Linked DNA regions of Homo sapiens: region 1 is linked to region 2. The links are chromatin loops, found by intact Hi-C in ENCODE. Cell type or tissue: dorsolateral prefrontal cortex. All regions are shown on one strand. Each heading gives the region's core, and the rest is flanking DNA. Links, peaks and the distances in the headings are about the cores only. Region 1 has its middle 52 kb from the start of C9orf50. Region 2 overlaps LOC124900275 (extensin-like).

Region 1 (8,798 bases), core at 1-8,000, 73 kb before region 2:
CTCAAAGGCTGTTGTACTTGTAGTTTGTTTGGGACGAGTACTCCTAGGGGCAAGAGTGAGGGATGGGGAGTGGGAAGAGCAAAACAGGAGCGGCAAGAAAACCAATGCAAAGGCCAGGCGCGGTGGCTCACGCTTGTCATCCCAGCACTTTGGAAGGCCGAGGTGGGTGGATCACTTGGCATCAGGAGTTAGAGACCAGCCTGGCCAACATGGCAAAACCCTGTCTCTACTAAAGATACAAGAATTACCAGCCTGGCGAACACGGCAAAACCCCGTCTCTACTAAAAATACAAAAATTAGCCAGGTGTGGTGGCAGGTGCCTGTAATCCCAGCTACTTGGGAGGCTGAGGCTGGAGAATCACTTGAACCAAGGAGGCGGAGGTTGCAGTGAGCCAAGGTTGTGCCACTGCACTCCAGCCAGGGTGACAGAGCGAGACTCTGTCTCAAAAAAAAAAAAAAAAAAAAAGAAAAGAAAAAAAGAAAGGCTGAGCATGCATGATGGCACGTGCCCGCCCATAGTCCCAGCTACTCAGGAGGCTGAAGTGGGAGAATTGCTTGAACCTGGGAGGTGGAAGTTTCAGTGAGCTGAGATCGCACCACTACACTCCAGCCTGGGTGACAGAGCGAGACTCTGTCTCAAAAAAAAAAAAAGAAAGCCAATGCAAACGTGCATTGCTGAGTTCACCATTATGGAAGCTGGGGTGCCAGATCCCCCAGGATCATCGGAGCTGCCTTGCAAAATGCATCTCAGAACCATCCGCCCAGGGGAAGAAAGGAGGGAGCATTGGTTCCAGGGCTCTGCTGCCTTTGAGGAAGCGTTGGCCTGTAGGGTGTTCACACCTTTGCACTTGCAGTTGAGCATGTGTAACTGCCGAGTGGGTTACTGTGGAGGGGCGGAGGTGGGGGGATCCCACACTGTGGCATCAGCAAAGCCCCGGGCTGGAAGCAAGAGGCAAGCACAGGGGCCTAGGGCGGGCCATTGTCAGCTCACAGCTGTATGGAGCTTGTCAAGGCCTGTGAGGTCTGTTTACTGCAGCTGGGCCTGGATTAGGAGGTGAAGCCAAGAGGTCTGAAGCGTTCAGGTGAGCTGCTCAACACAGTCCGCCCCTTGTAGCACTCAGCCCCGCCCCTGCCCCCCGCTGGGTCCACCGTCAGAGTCCCCTTCGAGGTGCTGGTATCTGCAGTGCCTGCAGACAGCTCATGCTAGAGGGTTACCGAGAAGAGCTCAGAACCCACCTGAGTGGGAACCCCTTTCTTTGCATGTTGGTCCTGGTCCCTGGCACAAAGGCCCCAGTGTGACAGATGCAGTCACAGGTTTGAGTTCGGTGGGATCCACCCTGTGCCCAGTGGAGCCCTCCCCTACTTCCCTTCTCCCCTGCCCTCTCTCCCCTCTCCCCTGTCCCAGATAGCTGGGGCCTCTCATCTGACACACCTAAAGTTGCAGGGACAAGAAGCACAAATCCACAAGGAGGTCCCCGGTGGAATGGGGTCGGGGGGCGGGCAATCCTATTTCTACAACTTGTCCCTGGACCATGTGTTCCAGCTTCTGGGGACATGGCACCTGTGACTGGTTGTTGGCTCTGTGCTTGGGGTGCTGCACAAGCTGGCCGCCCCTACATTCCATCAGGCCCAGGCTCCAGGGTGAGACCGGTGGGCATCACGCTCATGTGCCCACTGGGATCCTTCCTCACCATAAACTGTGTCCCTAGGTCCGGGGCCTAGGTTGGCAGGATCCCACATCTCCAGATGGGGCATTCCGAGCTGCATTCTGGATGCAGTGGCGGCATGGAGATCTGTCAGGTGGCACAGAACTACTGCCATGGCTGGATTCCGAGGTGAAGACGAGAAGAACGAGGGTTGTGGAATAGCGGGTGCTGCTCACAGGGCTCAGAGTGCAGATACAGAGAAGGCTCAGCACAGGATCTGGCACAGTGGGTCTACCGAATTGCCACTATGCCCATTTTACAGATGGGAAGCCTGAGGCTCAGAGGAGGAGGCAGCTTGCCCAAGGACCCAGGGCTAGCGGGCAGCAGAGCTGGGTTGGGGACCAGCCTTAAAAATCCTGTGCTTGTAGCTGTGAGGCTGTCTTCCCTGCCTCACTGCTGACCCAGTGAGTACATGTCTCTTTACAAAAAGAGTATCGTTCTGTGCCTGTGCTGGCCCAGGGAACGTCGAGGAGGCCAAGGTCACCCCACATGGCCTTCTGGGGCAGCTCCTCCTCTGACCGACAGAGGCCTTTCTGAGATGGCTGGTGGCCAAAGCCACTAACTGAGGGGCAGGACAAGGGGACTCTGAGCACCTTAGTCCCTACCCCACATCCCAGCTTCTATCCAGGATCCAAAAGTTTCTCCTGATGGGCACTCCTTCCCCTCCAGCTCAGACAAGTGGGCAGGGCTCTGGTGTCAGACGGACCTGAGCTCTGCCCTCTTCTCCCTCCTGGCTTTGGGACCCTGGGTGAATCTTGGTCTCTGTTCCTTCATCTCACTTCATGGGGACTGAATGAGACCCAGGGGTGAGGCCCCCAGCCCACAGCTGCTGTTAATCCAGGGCTCTCCTCTCTTAGGAAGGACACAGAGTCCACTAATGACCATTGGTCCACCAAGGCACAGAGAGGGCAAGGGGCCTGCCTAGGTCACCAGCAGGCCTGAGTCTAGTCCTGACTCCCAATCCAGGCCTCCTTTGACCATACCCCAAAAGAAAATGAAGGTGGAGACGTGGGGGTTGCGGGGAGAGGAAGGAGATGGGGAAGCGGGGGGACCTTACACTCACTCCCCCACATAGTGCCTCACACATAGTTGGTGTTCACTAAATATTTGCTGAATGATGAGTAAATGTTAGGTGGTTGGATAGATGGGGCCTCAGGCGGGTGAGACCCAGCTATGTGCTGTTTCGAATCCCAGCCCACGGCGTCCTGCCAGTCCCCCTGCTAACCTCATTTGGTTGCTAGCAGTAGCCTTCATTTTCTGCTGAGTCACTACTCTCAACCCAGACGTGGGGTTGGGCGTGCCAGGAATTTGGAGGGAAGAAAGATTGACAGAACCTCAGCACCTCAACACCAGCTCCATTTTTAAGATGAAGAAACCGAGGCGGGGGAGGAGGTCTGCTCAGTCCTGGAACACCCCACTTCCCCAGCAGCCTTAGGCCGCCACCCCTGCCCGGCTTACCCACCTCCATCGGGGAGCCTCTGTCATTCTGGTAGCTGGGGGGTGGGGGACTGGGGAACAGAACACATTCCCCAGGGCCCTTTGAGTCATGCTGAGTCCTGTAGAAGTCCCAGCACCACCCATGGTGCTCCCAGGAAGCTTTAGCTGGCCTCTGGGAAGCAAATTGGGGCTCCTGACCCCTCTAAACAGAGAATGGCACCCCCGCTCCATGAGTCTCTTTCCTCCTTTCCTCTCTGGCCCCTCTTGCCCTTCTCTGTGCCTGGTGGCAGGATTTAGGAGCCCATCTCTGTCCCCCATAAGTACTGTGGCTGGGCGAGCCCCTGCCCTTCCCTGGGCCTCACTGGCCCAGCTGGGACCAGGCCAGCAAACCCAAGTCTCTCTTGACCTGACCCCCCAGGACACTGTGTCCATTGGAGCTCTGACTGTACCCCCTTTGCCCTGGTGCCCTCCAGTCCCCACCCCTCTCTCTCTCTCTGGCCCTCTTATGGACTCTTCCAGAGGGAGACTGTCCCACCCCACCTCCTGGCTTCTCCTTCCTCTTGGTCTCTCTCCTCCTGGCCATCCTCATTGGAAAATGCCAAGTCTGCAGGTTTCCCATGACCTTGAACAACCGGCAGTTTGGGAGTGAGCAGCTCTGAGCTTTGCAAGGAGGGCCTAGGGTGAGGCCCACCATGGGTCCTGGGGGCTGCATTGCCTTTGCACCCCACACCCTGTCCTGCTGACCTTGCTTCATTTTTCTCCATGGCAAGTGGCATCTTCTCACTGCTTACTTGGGTATTGTACGTCCATGGCCTCAGTAGAATGTTCCTTCCACAACGGTAGGGGTTTTGTCAGCTGTGGTCACTGCTTGGTCCTCACCCGGAAGGCCTATAACAGTGCCTGGCCCACAGGGGGCCTCCATGAGTGCTGAGGAAGGAGGATTTCCTCCAAGCCACCTGTGGGGAGCACTTCCTTGTGGGCATCACTGCCTCTGATGCACCATCTGCCTGCCCAGGATATGCCAGGCCCCTTTCAGAAGATGGGGAAACTGAGGCTCAGAGAGGAAGAGACGAAGGGAAGGAACGGATGCAACCTCACACAGTGGTCCCTGGTGGGAGTCCAGAGGAACGGATGCAACCTCACACAGTGGTCCCTGGTGGGAGTCCAGAGTCGAACCCACGCATTCAGGCCGTGGCGCTTGACTTAGCCCTTCCTCCCACCAGCCAGCCAGTCCGCCAACAGCTGAGAGGGGCTGGGACAGCCCCGCCCGCACCCCACGTCCCTGACGCCTTCGGCCACGCCCCTGTGGTAGAGTGAAGAAACTGAGGCACCCCGCCTCCTCGGATTCCTTGCAAGCCTCCTTCCCACACCCGCGCCCGCGCCCCCGCCCCCTCCTCGGGCCCTGCCCTCCCTCCCTGGCCTGGCCCCGGCCCCGGCCCCGGCCCCGGCCCCGCGTAGCCCCCGGCCCTTGGCAGAGCTCAGCCCGCGCCCACCCGGAGCCGGGGAGGGAGAGAAAAATGAGTTTTCCTGCCGCCCGGTGGCGGTGTCAATTGATCGCGCGCGGGCGGGGCTGCGCGCCGGGCTGGGGGCCTTGCTCGCAGCTGCCGGCGCGCAATTATCGGGAAAAAACTGGGGCGGCTGCCGCGGTGAAATTAGTTATCGATCCCTCGGTGGGGCCGCGGGGCCGCGCTTGGCGCTGAGGGCTGCAGACCCGGCCAAGCCCGCTGGGCGGGGCGGGGGCCTGGGGGGCGGCGGGGGCGGGCCCTCCCCCTGCTCCGGCCTCTCCCTCCTCCCCCTCCTCCTCCCTCCTCCTCCCGCCCGCGCTCCCCTCTCCCATTCATCCTGCCGCCGTATCGACCCGCGGCCGACCCCGCGCGGCCAGGCGCCCCCGCCCGCTGCCCTCTCCTTTCCCAGCCCGGCCTCCCCCGCGGGGGCTGTCACCGAGCGCCTGGCACGGCCGGGCCATGCCCCGGGGAAGGAGGGACCAGGGCCGGGGGCGGGAGCCAGCCCTTGTGCTCGCAGCCCTGGGTTCGGAGCCCAGCTGCCCGGGAAGGTTTCCAGATCTCCCTGAGCCTCAGTTTCCCCATCTGTAAACTGGGTGGTGGTGGCTTCGTCCCCCGCTTTGAGAGGACAGCAGGAGAGGCGTCCTGAGAAGTGAGTTCGCCTGGAAGCTGCCGGGCTGTAGTTTGCGTTGATACCACCGATCTTCCCGGTCACTCTAGGAGACGGGCCATATCCCCGTTTTACAAATGAGGAAACTAACTCAGCGAGGGGAGACGCCGTGTCCAGGGACACACAGTAAGCAGGTGGCCCAGGAGGACCCCAGAACCCGGCTGGAGGTGGCGGTGGGGGGCGAGGGGTGCCTGCGGAAGGAGAGGAACAGGAGCAGCGGGAGGTCAGCGCTGGCACCTGCAGCCCTGTCAGCCTGCGGGGGTGCGGAAGTTTGGGAGGTCTTAGCAGAGTGGTGCTGACAGATCGTAGAGCGTGGGTGGAGGTCAGGGCTCCCCAGCCCTCGCTGAGCCATTGGCTCGGCAGCCTCCTGGTTGGAGAGGAAGAGTGGGGAGGGACAGAGGAAGGAGAGGGAAGCAAAGAGGAGAAGGGGAGTGTCTTTGCCCAGAGCCAGCCTGCCACCCTCTCCTTTCCCAGCACTAGGCTGCATTTGGAAGGGAGGCGCCAGGCTGGAGAGCAGGGGATGTGAGTTCCAATCCTGAGGCTCCACTAGGTGGTGTGACCTTGAGCAAGGCCCTGCCCCTCCCCAGGCCTCCTACAAAGATGGTATTTGGTCCTATGTCCCTCAAGGCTCCTTCGGGCTCCCCTCTGCCTGCCAGCCACAGCCTCATGCATCTCAGAGTCTCAGAACATTTTTTTTTTTTTTTTTTTTTTGAGAAAGAGTCACTCTGTCACCCAGGCTGAAGTGCAGTGGCATGATCTCAGCTCACTGCAACCTCCACCTCCCGGGTTCAAGGGATTTTCCCGCCTCAGCCTCCTGAGTAGCTGAGATTACAGGTGTGCACCACCATGCCTGGCTAATGTTTTTTGTATTTTAGCAGAGATGGGGGTTTTACCATGTTGCCCAGGCTGATCTCGAACCCCTGAGCTAAGGCAATCCGCCCACTCAGCCTCCCAAAGTGCTAAGATTACAGGCGTGAGTCACTGCGCTCGGCCCTCAGCACATCTTCATCCAGCATCTACTGTGTGCCAGGACTGTGCTGGGCACAGCAGATACAGCTGAGGACAAGACAGCCCCTGTCACAGCTCTCTCGGAGCAAGATGGGTATTAAGCAAACCATTGTATGGCCGTGCACTTACACCTTGGGGGGCGTTCAAGGGGACTGACAGGATATGTGCGCTGGGGTGGGTGGGTCACCGGGGAAGCCTCCCAGAGTCAGTGACATTTGAAGGTAGGACGTGGCAGGGGCAGGGAAGAGCAGGCTTCGCGGGGAAACGACATGAGCCAAGGCCCAAGTTCAAAAGGAGCTCTGAGCATTGCAGCAACAGAGAAAGGCTGGTATGCTGGAGGCAGAGAATGCCGGAGGACAGGTGAGGGGGATGAGGCTGGCAGGGCCAGGCCGTGGTGGGCTTGGGTGTTGCGAAGGAGGTTACGCCCCTTCCCGAAGGCGGAGGAACACAAAGTATTCGATCGCGGAGGGACAGGGTCAAGTCCGGCCCCTCGGCTGGAAGCCTGCGTGTTCCTGTTCGCCCATGGGTGTTGCACGCAGAAGTCCTGCTTTGGAGGTCTGGTTTTGTTCTTGGCCTCTCTGAGCCTCAGTTTCCTATTCTGTAATAGCCTCCAATGCTGTAGTGGCTGTGGGTTTTGGTGGGGACAGCCCTGGGTTCAAGTCTTCCTTTATAAGTCGTGAGTCCTTGGGCGGTGTCCAACAAGCGGCTCAAAGGGGCCCTGTGTTCTCCCTCTCCCAGCTTTCCTGGCTCCCCAGATGGGATTCTAGAGGCGTCCTCAGGATCCAGAACAAGGTCTCCTTGGTGACAGGGGAGGCGATGGGTAGCCCCTCCGCTGGCCTGATGGTGAGGAGAGGCAGGGCGGGAGGGCTGGAGGCCAGTGCTGGGGGTCACTGTTCCTGCCTCTTCCCCTCTGGACTCCCCTTGCTCGCTGCAAGGGGACACAGAAAATGACAGAGGGACAAGCTGGCCTGTTGGGACTGGGGCTGCCTTATGTCCTGTAAAAATTGGTCCTCCCCTGGCTTCTGGGGACCACACTATATTCTATTCTTGATTGGGACATGGTTATTACAGATGAGTTCACTTTGTAAAGATTCACAGAACTGAACACCTGGGATGCATTTCTGTGTATGTGTCACACTTCAACAAAAAGTGCCACTGGGGGCTGGGTGCAGTGGTTCATGCCTGTAATCTCAGCACTTTGGGAGGCTGAGGCGGGCGGATCACATGAGATCAGGAGTTCGAGACCAGCCTGACCAACAAGGTGAAACCCCATCTCTACTGAAAATATAAAAATTAGCCGGGCCTGGTGGCACACGCCTGTAATCCTAGCTACTCAGGAGGCTGAGGCAGGAGAATCGCTTGAACCCAGGAGGCGGAGGTTGTGATGAGCTGAGATCGCGCCACTGCACTCCAGCCTGGGCGACAGAGCAAGACTCCGTCTCAAAAAAAAAATGCCACTTCTCTGAGCTGCTGGTGGCTGACCGCAGCCTGTGAGGTAGGCGCAAACATCCCCTTTGGCAGAAGACAAGAGTGAGGCCCTGGGGGAACTGAGCCCTCACCTGACTGCAGTGGGTCCCGAAGGAGCCCAGGCATGTACCCGCTGGAGAGGGCTCTGTCTCCAGCTCCCCCAGGTCTGAAGAGCACACCTGGCTGGTTTCTGGGATTCCTGTGACTATAGAATGCACCTGCTGACAGGGGCCACTGAGAGAGAATTAGCCATGGCATCGCAGGATCAAAACCATCTGGTTGGCCGGGTGCAGTGGCTCACGCCTGTCATCCCAACACTTTGGGAGGCTGAGGGGGACAGATCACTTGAGGTCAGGAGTTTGAGACCAGCCTGGCCAACATGGTGAAACCCCGTCTCTACTAAAAATACAAAAAATATGCTGGGTGTGGTGGTGGGCACCTGTAATCTCAGCTACTCGGGAGGCTGAGGAAGGAGAGTCGCTTGAACCCGGGAGGCAGGGGTTGCAGTGAGCTGAGATCACAACACTGCACTCCAGCATGGGTGATAGAGTGAGACTCTGTCTTAAAAACAAACAAACAACAAAAAATACCAACCATCTGGTTGACGGGTGTGGTGGTTCACGCCTGTAATCCCAGCACTTTGGGAGGCTGAGGTGGGCAGATCACATGTGGTCAGTTCAAGACCAGCCTGGCCCACATGGTGAAACTCTGCCTCTACTAAAAATACAAAAAATTAGCCAGGCATGATGGCGCATGCTTGTAATCCCAGCTACTTGGGAGGCTGAGGCAGGAGACTCCTTGAACCTGGGAGGCAGAGGTTGCAGTGAGTTGAGATTGCGCCACTGCACTCCAGCTTGGGCGATGAGCGAAAGTCCATCTCAAAAACAATAACAACAGCAAAAAAAACACAAAACCATCTGGTCTTCTCCCTGGCCCTAGGAACACTGAGGCACACAGAAAATCAGTGACTCAGCCAGGTCTTCCAGTGTGGAGATAGAGCCAGGATTT
Region 2 (8,726 bases), core at 727-8,726:
GAGCTCCCGCTCCACAGTGAGCCTTTTACTTGCAGCCCAGTAGCCTGGATGGCTCGGCCTTTCTGACATGGAGTTAGGTCACCATCTGGTCACAGCCTGCAGCCCCAAGCTCTTCTCTTTTCATCTAGATAGTGGGCATAACCCTGGATCTTAACAGCCTGTGAGATGCAAGGAAACACCAGACGCCAAGGGCTCATCCCAGTCCCGGGTAGATGATTTTAAGCATTTCGTGTTCCTATCATTGGTCGTTATTGGGGCTCTGGAGCCAACCTCTGTGGCTTCAAATCTTGGCTTCTCCTCTCCTGGCTGGGTGACTTTGGGCAAGTTACTTAACCCCTCTGTGCCTCAGTTTCCTCATCTGTAAAATGGAACTAATCATAAGCTCATTTTCTCTGTTTCTCAGGGCCCTGGAGAGGATTATAACAATTGATATGCATGCAGAGTTTGCACAGCACTTGGTGCAAGGGCTGGGCAAATGCTGGCTGTGGTTGTTATTATCTCGGGGTCACCCTGAGCATCTGATACCAGTGAGGAGACTCTGGCTTCTGGGGAATCTTCCAGAGCTGCAGATCTGAGCCTGGCAGGAGGAACTCTTAGACCTTGTGAAGACTGAATTCCTGTCCCCTGAAGCTCTTGAAACCATCCCATCCATGTCTGCCGGTCAGAGTCACCAGGAAGTTCTTCCTTGTATCTATCCTAAGTCTTTCCTGCGTTGATTTCTCTGGGTTCCCATCCAGGCCGGATAGGAAGACGAGGGAAGGAGCCTTAAGGGTGTCTCAAGCATCAATCCCAGAACTTCCCAGCTCAGCTCAGAAGCCAGCAATGTGAGTCTCTGGCTCCTAGGGGGCCAAGAGCCAGGAGGGGAGGGTTTGCCTGGCTCAGTCTCCTTCGAAGGTCTCCCAGCCACAGCCAGATGCAAAACCACCTTTGTTCCCTGAATTTCAGGCCGTGGGAGGGAATGGGGCCAGCGCCTGGGGTGCGGCTGGGGAGGGAGGAAGAGATGCAAGGATTGAAAACTCGAGGGAGGCCTAGAGCAGCAGGGAGGCAGGACAGGGCACCCTGGGCAGCCAGATAGGGGCAGGGGTGTGGGAAACAGAGGGCGCAGAGCAGGGGCCAGCGGGGCTGGGAATAGGAGCCTCGGGGAGGCCGGTGAGGCGCGGAGAGGGAGGCCTCATACCAGACACTGTCTAGACGCAGCAATTATTGTCAGCTCGGAACACCCAGGCTCTGCCGGTTCAGCTGAAAGGGAGCTTAACAAAGAAGCAAGGGAGGAAGAAAGCAGGGAGAAAAGCCGGCTCCTGGCCTGTCGGGCTCTTTCTCTGCCTTGGCCACCCCCCTTTGTGTTCCACCAGCCCTGGTGGGGGGGACCCCAATGTGAAAGCACAGCTCAGAGATGCCTAATGGGGACACGGCTCCTCCTGGGCCCAGGGGGCCTGGCCAGGATCACTGTGTGGGTTTTTGGGAGGGAGAGGAGGGTGCTCTGGGCTGCCTCCTGCACGTGTATTTCTTTATATGGAGGCAGTGAGAACAGAATTCCCAGGGAGACAGCAGGCCTGAAAGTTTGAATCGCAATTCCCGCAGCTTCCTGCTGTATATATAGCTCTGGGCCGACTACAAATTTCTCTCAGCCTTGGTCTTCTCATCTGCAAAATAGGGAAAAGAACACTGCCTGGGCCAGGCGCGGTGGCTCATGCCTGCAATCCCAGTACTTTGGAAGGCTGAGACGGGTGGATCACCTGATGCCAGGAGTTTGAGACCAGCCTGGACAACACAGCGAAACCCTGTCTCTAATAAAAATACAAAAAATCGGCTGGGTGCGGTGGCTCATGCCTGTAATCCCAGCACTTTGGGAGGCTGAGGCAGGCGAATCACCTAAGGTCGGGAGTTCGAGACCAGCCTGACCAACATGGAGAAACCAAGTCTCTACCAAAAATACAAAATTGGCCGGGTGTGGTGGATTGAGTGCAATGGCGTGATCTCAGCTCACCGCAACCGCTGCCTTCCAGGTTAAAGTGATTCTCCTGCCTCAGCCTCCCAAGTAGCTGGGATTATAGGCATGTGCCTGTAATCCTTTTTCCCTCTTTGCTTCCATCCCAGGGAGAGTCCTTCATGCGTTGGATGGGACCTTCAAGGCCCTAAGTTTTTGTGGCTGCAGAGTCAGCTCAGAGCCATTTGGGCCAAACTCAACAGACCCACAGACAGAGAAAATGTGGCACATGTTCTCGGGCTCAGGGCTGCTACGTGGCCTTTTTCTCTCTCCTCCTCTCCCTGGCATTCTTTGCAGTTTCTGGGACTTTGGGTTCCTCTCTGGCTTCCACTTTCTCTGGGCCTCCCAGAGTCTCTGTGATTGTCTAGACCTTCATTCTCCTGCCACTACCCCAGCCACTGTCTGGAACCTGACCTTGGCTGAGCCACTGGGCCTGGTATTACAGGCAGCTCCAAGCTCAGGAACCCCAAGCTCCATCCTGGGAGAGGACAGACCAGGTCCTGAGTAAGAGGTAGGCAGGTGGCCCTGGACGCTGCCCTCCAGCCACTGGGCTCCTTGAGGAGGGGCTCAGATGCTGCTCCAGGGTTCCAGAGTGACCAGGGCTGGGGGTGGATTTTCAGAGGAGCAGCCCAGGCCCTCCTCCATCCATCATTTCCTAGTCTGGCCTGGCTGGGCCATTCCCTGGTCCTGGAGAGGTTGGAGGTGTCCCATGGGTTGTGCCTCAAGTGGAGGGCAGGGCACTTAGTGCAAGGGACAGTCTCACACACACTCACACTCACTTATACACTCACTCACACACGCACACTCACATATACACTCTCACACACATTCACACTCACACACATATACACTCACACTCACACATATACACTCACACACTCATATACACACACACGAATACTCACACACTCACATTCATATACACACTCATACACACACACTCTCGCACTCCCTCTCATACTTTTACACTCATTCTAACACACACACATGCTGTCCCAGAGCTAAGGCCCTGACACCTGCCCCAGTGACACTCCCCCACCACCAGCCTGGGTCCCTGGCTGCTGGGCACCCTCACTGTGTCTAGAGCTGGAAGCTCCCTTCCCCTCTCCCGCTCCCACATGCCCATAGCTGTCCACTGCCTGCAGATCCAGGGCAGACCCGTCTGCTTGCATCAGAGGCCCACCTCTCTGGAAGATTCCGGCATGTCCCACCATGTCACATGTGGCCCACCTCTCTGGAAGATTCCGGCATGTCCCACCATGTCACATGTGGTTCTCTTTGCCTGTCTCCTCTCTGCACCTTTGCTCAAGCTGTTCCTCCCCCTGGCACACCGTTCCTGGCTGCCCCCACCATGTCTCAAAACAAATGCCTGGCCTCCCATGAACCTGCTCCCCCATGCTGTCCTCTGCCTCGGGGACAGCACCAGTGTCCACCCACTGCACATGCCAGGGCCCAAGGAGCCTCCCCAGCCCCTCCTTCGCCTCCTTCACCCTCACACCATGCCCTGTCCCCTGTACCTCCCACACTGTCTCAGCCAGCTGCCACCATCTCCCCTGGATCTCAGTGCCACACTCCCAACCGGCTTCTGTGTCCACTCTTGTCCCTACCATTCTGAGTAAGCTTTGGCAATCTAGTCTCTTTTCTCTATAAAACCTTTCCTAAGCTTCCAGCCACCACAAGACAAGGGCTGGTCTCAGGCCAAATGACCCCCTCCCTGCCACTGGCCATAGTGATCCCCTCTCAAGCTCTTAGGTCTGTGGCTGGGGGTCCCCATCCAGACCACCCCTGTCCCTCTTGCCTCCACCAGTCTCTCCTCCCCTCGTCAGCCACCCTGGTCCTCAGGCACCCTCTTCAGGGAGGTCTTCTGCGACCTCTGCGGAGGCCAGGCCCAGGGGACCAGTGCTCCCTGCCCGCTACCCCCTTGTCATTCTTTAATGCCTTATTCATCATGATTTGTGCAGCTACCGTCTCTGCTGTAGGACTGCCCTGTGTGGGCCTGGCTGTGGCTGTCTTGTTTGTCACTGTGTCCCCAGCACCCTCCTGGGGCCCTCTCTGGGTTTGGTTTTCAGCCTGGCTCCACCAAGAGGCAGGAAAAAGGGAGCCCCAGTCCCTCCCACCCTCTCCTCCAGGAAGCCCTCCCTGGAGAGACCCTGGAGTATCAGGGGAGGCCTCCTTGCCCCTCCCCTAGGGCTCCCAAGCCCTGTGTCCCAGTGGCCACCAAAGGGCAAGGACATATTGGCTGGAGAGCCCCCAGAACAGGGCTGCGGCTGCCTTGTGCCTTCCACTCCTCCAAGCCCAGCGCCCCGCCCCACCGCCCCCCTCCCCGCCCCCGCCCGGGCCTAGGTTGATGATGCTGGGGGGCTGCTCTCAGCTGGGGCACCAGGAGGCCAGGATGGAGCTCCACAGAGCCCCAGGGGTACGGGAGAGGTGGCAGTGCCCGCTCCGCATCCATTCCTCCTCCCCAGGCCCTGCCAGCTGGCTTCTCCAGCTCCAACTGGGCTCTGCCTTTCCCTCTCCCTCCATCACCCTGCTGCCTCCCCTCCTTCTCCCCTCCTCTCCTGCTCTCTTTCCCGTTCCCTCCCCTCTCCCCATTCCCCTTCCCGGACCTCCCCCGCCCTCACTTCTTTCCTCTCCTCTCCTCTCTTTTCCTCTCCTCTTTTCTCTGAGTCCTTCTCCCTCGCCTCCTTCCTTTCTTCTTCCTGGGTTAAAAATAATCAACTTTCTGGGAAGCAGCAGCTCCTGCTGAGCCGCCCTCCCCACACTCGGGAGCCCCTGAGAATAGCTTTCTGCGGTTCTCCACTAGAGCCCCTCCCCTCCCCTCGCCGCCTCCCCGCGAGCTGACTAATAAGCCCGGCCGCGCGGTGCCAGCTCGGCTGGAAAGGCGTTAACCACTTCGTGCCCGGACTGCGCGAAAGGGGCGGACCGGCTCCCTGCAGGCCCGGGGGGAGGGGTGGCGGGCGCGGGCGGCCCCGGGACACGGCTCAGGACGAGGCCCTGAGCGGCAGGCGGTAGGCCCTCGATTTTTACTGGCGGTGGGATGAATGTTGACTTCTGACCGCCACGCCGGCAGGTCCTGCTGCTGGTGCAGCTAGCAGAGCTTAGTGGCCTCGGTGGGCGCGCCAGGTGCGACACCCAAGGGATGGGTCGGGGTCACATGGAGGGCGTGGCTGGGCCGGTGAGGCTCTCTCCCCGTGGCCCGAGGGACTCCTAGGTCCTGGCACTGGGCACCGCCTGAGGGGAAGCCGGGGCTGGGACCGTTAAAGTTCGGGCCAAGGGCAGGGAAGGGCTGAAAACTGTCCTGGGATCCAAGGACGTCCACAGCTGGTAGGGTCTTTAGCGATCACCCACTCTGCTTCTTGCAGAAAGGGAAACTGAGGCCCAGAGGGTGTGACTGAGGCCGGGACGTCTCTCAGTTCCTGTCCCAGACTAAGGGAGGCCCGCGGCCCTGCAGCCGACTTTCAGTTCGGGCGCCTCTGCAGGGGTAAGGTTGGGGGAGGGGAGGGTGTACATCAAGGTCAAAGGTGAGGGGTAGGTGGGGAGAGAAGAAGCGCTGAGCTCTGCGGGGTCCCCGTCAGCCCCGCCCACTCCGCGTGGTCCCGGCATTACCTCATCGCGGCGCGCGCTCATTGGCTGGCTCCCCCCTTGAAGGACAGCCCAATGCGGCGGAGCCCGTTAACCCTTTCCGCCCCGCGGACTCTGCCCTGGCCATGCCACCTGCCTCCGCGGCCCCCAAGCGGCTTTCAGGCGCTGGAGGGCCACGGAGAACAGGGAAGGGTAGTGTGGGAGCCGGCTTGAGGCCAGAGAGCACAGTGGTTAGAGCACAGGTCAGACAACTACGTCTTCGGCCCCTGTCCTGCGGCCGGCCGGCCGGCTGTGTGACCTTGGGGGACTGGCTTCACCTCGCCGAGCCTCCGCTAGTTTGCTCAGCTGTAAACAGGTGAATGATGTAACTCCTGCCCTTCCCAATTCCTTCTTCCCGGTGTACTTGCCAAGTGCCAGGCACACGTGGGCTCTGCGTTCTATTCCACCTTGTCTCCTCACTGGAAGAGGTACAGTTATTATTATGGGTTTTCCGGGGAGGAAACAGGGCTCAGGGCAGCAAAGCTGCCTCCCAAGGTCACGCATCAAGAAAGTCACAGAGCTGGGATTTGACCCCGAGTCTGCGGGTTCTGAGCTGTACTCCTCCCCAGGGCAAGATTCTGCTTCTGCTGGGAGGCGCTGCTTCTAGGAGCTCTCCGTCTCTCCGGAAGGAGGGACAGGACTCATACCCAGCTGGTCAGCTCGTGACAGATGCCACTGTGGCCAAATAAAACCAGAGCCCAGGATCTCCATGGACAAGGGACAGGAAGAAGGGTGAGGGCAGGGAGGGGCTGGAGTTGAATCCTCAAACAGGGAGGCAGGAGGACCCTCAGACAAAGGCAGGGGGCTGGACTGAGCCCAGCGAGGGTGCATGGAGTAGGAAGCTCTGAAGAAGCCTGCAGGATCCCCTGGGGGTCAGCCTGCTGGTTAGGGGTCAGCCCAGGGAGGCGGCTTCTCTCTGGGCAGCACCAGGGGTCAGCCTGGGGCAGGAGTGCAAGCCGAGGCCCACATACCTCATGTCTAGGTATTTACAAGTTATAAATCAAGCTAACAAACTGCTAAATAAAATATGTTCTGTTGCCGGGTGCGGTGGCTCACGCCTGTAATCCCAGCACTTTGGGAGGCTGAGGCGGGCAGATCACCTGAGGTCGGGAGTTGGAGACTAACCTGACCAACATGGAGAAACCACGTCTCTACTAAAAATATAAAATTAGCCAGGCATGGTGGCGCATGCCTGTAATCCCAGCTACTCGGGAGGCTGAGGCAGGAGAATTGCTTGAACCAGGGAGGTGGAGGTTGCAGTGAGCCGAGATCACACCACTGCACTCCAGCCTGGGCAACAAAAGCGAAACTCCGTCTCAAAAAAAAAAAAAAAGTTCTGTCCTCCTTCCTTGACAAATACACCTTCATAAGGACAAACACACCTGGAAGGCTGGGTTTGTGTTTAGAATTCTCAGGCTCCTTGGAGACCACAGGAGGAGCTGTAGCGGGTTGGGGAGCCCGCCTCTCAGCCTCTGGCCTCCGGCTTCACACTCGCCTCTTCTTTTCTTTTTGCCCCAGGTTCTGTCCTTTTCCCTGAGGGGCTGTGCATGCTCAGGTGTAGGCACTCCAGGCTGTAAGCACATGTTCTGTCCACACCCCCTGCCAACAGCCACCTCCTGGTCACTCCTGGGGTTTAGGGGTGCCCAAACAGGTGGCTCAGACAACCCTCAGGAGGATGCACACAGGACGCAGGCTGGGGCCATTGAACAGGGAACTCCAGGGCCCCAGGTGCCAGATCATGGTCAAGGGGCCCATGGCTCCAGCTGGAAATGTCTCCCTGGTCCAGGAGCGCTGCCCTCTAAAGCACAGGGCTCAAGTCTGTGGGCTGATGGCCCCAGGGTGCTGCGGCAGCTGGGGTGGCCAGAGCTGGACACGGGGTCTCCCTCCATCCTTGAGCTTGCTCCTAACCATCACCTCCAGCCATGTACCCCCGCCCCAGCCAGATTCCCCATGCCCCAACCAAATGCCGACCCTGGGGAGCTTCCCACCTCAATGAGTCAGCTCCCTTTACCCTGTCCCCACTGCCCCCCACCCTTATCCCCCTTATCCGGCTGCTCCATCTCCCGCCTGCTCCCTGGGCTCCTAGCCCCTACTCTCTGCCTGCCCCCCAACCCCCCTCCGCCACCCTAACCTCCTATCTGCCCTCCTCAGCTCAGCCAGCCAGATCTTTCTAAAATGCAAGGCTGCAGGCTTCCTTCCCTCTCTAACCAGCGCTGGTTCCCGGGCTCTCTACATATCATCCCCAGGCTCTGGAGGTCTCTCCTTTCCTCCCCTCTCCTCTCCTCGGGTTCTGAGCTCTAGCCATTTGGGCCTTCTCTCCAATTCAGTTTTGTGTGCTTTCTGCCTCACGGTCTTCATGCGTGCTACCCCCCTCTACCTGGAACCATGTTTTCTGCTCTTTGTCCCCGGCTCCCCAGACCAGCAGAAACCACATGGCGATGAGCACATGGAGTTATCAGTTTCCAGTGTGTTTCCTACCTGGCCTGCAGGCAACAGGAGGACAGGCTGGGTCAGTGCTGTTCACTGCTCCATCTTCAGTGTCTGGCACAGAGCAGGTGTCACTGAAGTTTCGTAAGTCAGATGCATCTGCACTGGGCTTGAAATCAAGACACCACAGCAGCTAATGTCTATTGTATGCTCACTGTGTCCTGGGCCCTGCTTTTAAGCATATGACATGTATTAGTTCACTTATTTCTCACAACAATCTTTGAAATAGGAATGATTACTATCTCCACTCTACAGAATGAGGACACTAAGGCACAGAGAAGTTCAGAGACTTAGGCTCACAGCTGGCCAGTGACAGACCCCGATTTGAACCCAGGCAATGGAGCTCCAATGCTGAACCACCTCTTGCCATCTAGCCCCAGCTGGGCCAAGGCCTTGCTGTGGGTCCCTGGGCCAGTGTCTCCACTTCTCTGAGCTGCAGCTTTGTTTTTTTTTTTTTTTTGGGATGGAGTTTCGCTCTTTTTGCCAAGGCTGGAGTGCAATAGTGTGATCTCGGCTCACCGCAACCTCTGCCTCCCGGGTTCAAGCGATTCTCCTGCCTCAGCCTCCTGAGTAGCTGGGATTACAGGCATGCACCAACACGCCTGGCTAATTTTGTATTTTTTAGCAGAGA

The links. Peaks named below come from ENCODE experiments on the same cell type or tissue, not always from the same donor. Only the 100,000 strongest peaks of a DNase experiment are listed, where the experiment ranks them.
Region 1: a loop joins it to region 2, with 2.8 times the contacts of the local background. A loop is called at or near these places in 35 of 110 quality-filtered maps.

What each region holds. Positions count from the first base shown.
Region 1 is chr9:129,565,009-129,573,806 of GRCh38, reverse strand. No RefSeq gene overlaps it. Among named protein-coding and RNA genes, the nearest start is that of C9orf50, 52 kb to the left of the region's middle. RefSeq lists enhancers at 1,404-2,265, 2,823-3,117, 2,266-3,129, 3,130-3,993. In dorsolateral prefrontal cortex, for the core only: a CTCF peak has its summit at 4,032; DNase peaks (open chromatin) are centred at 2,956, 5,106, 5,832, 7,024 and 2 weaker places; H3K4me3 peaks cover 1,979 bases; H3K27ac peaks cover 5,545 bases.
Region 2 is chr9:129,492,956-129,501,681 of GRCh38, reverse strand. LOC124900275 (extensin-like) reads right to left here. Exons shown (of 4, transcript XM_047424330.1): 2 at 8,087-8,204. It overlaps LINC00963 (long intergenic non-protein coding RNA 963), which reads right to left. Exons shown (of 5, transcript NR_038955.1): 2 at 8,087-8,204. Among named protein-coding and RNA genes, the nearest start is that of LINC00963, 8.7 kb to the right of the region's middle. RefSeq lists enhancers at 3,211-3,778, 3,779-4,347, 4,662-5,460, 5,461-6,261, 6,262-7,061 and 1 more and silencers at 4,819-5,018, 5,549-5,678, 5,699-5,748. In dorsolateral prefrontal cortex, for the core only: no CTCF peak of the experiment used is centred there; DNase peaks (open chromatin) are centred at 1,201, 4,801, 5,111, 5,611 and 2 weaker places; H3K4me3 peaks cover 3,938 bases; H3K27ac peaks cover 8,000 bases.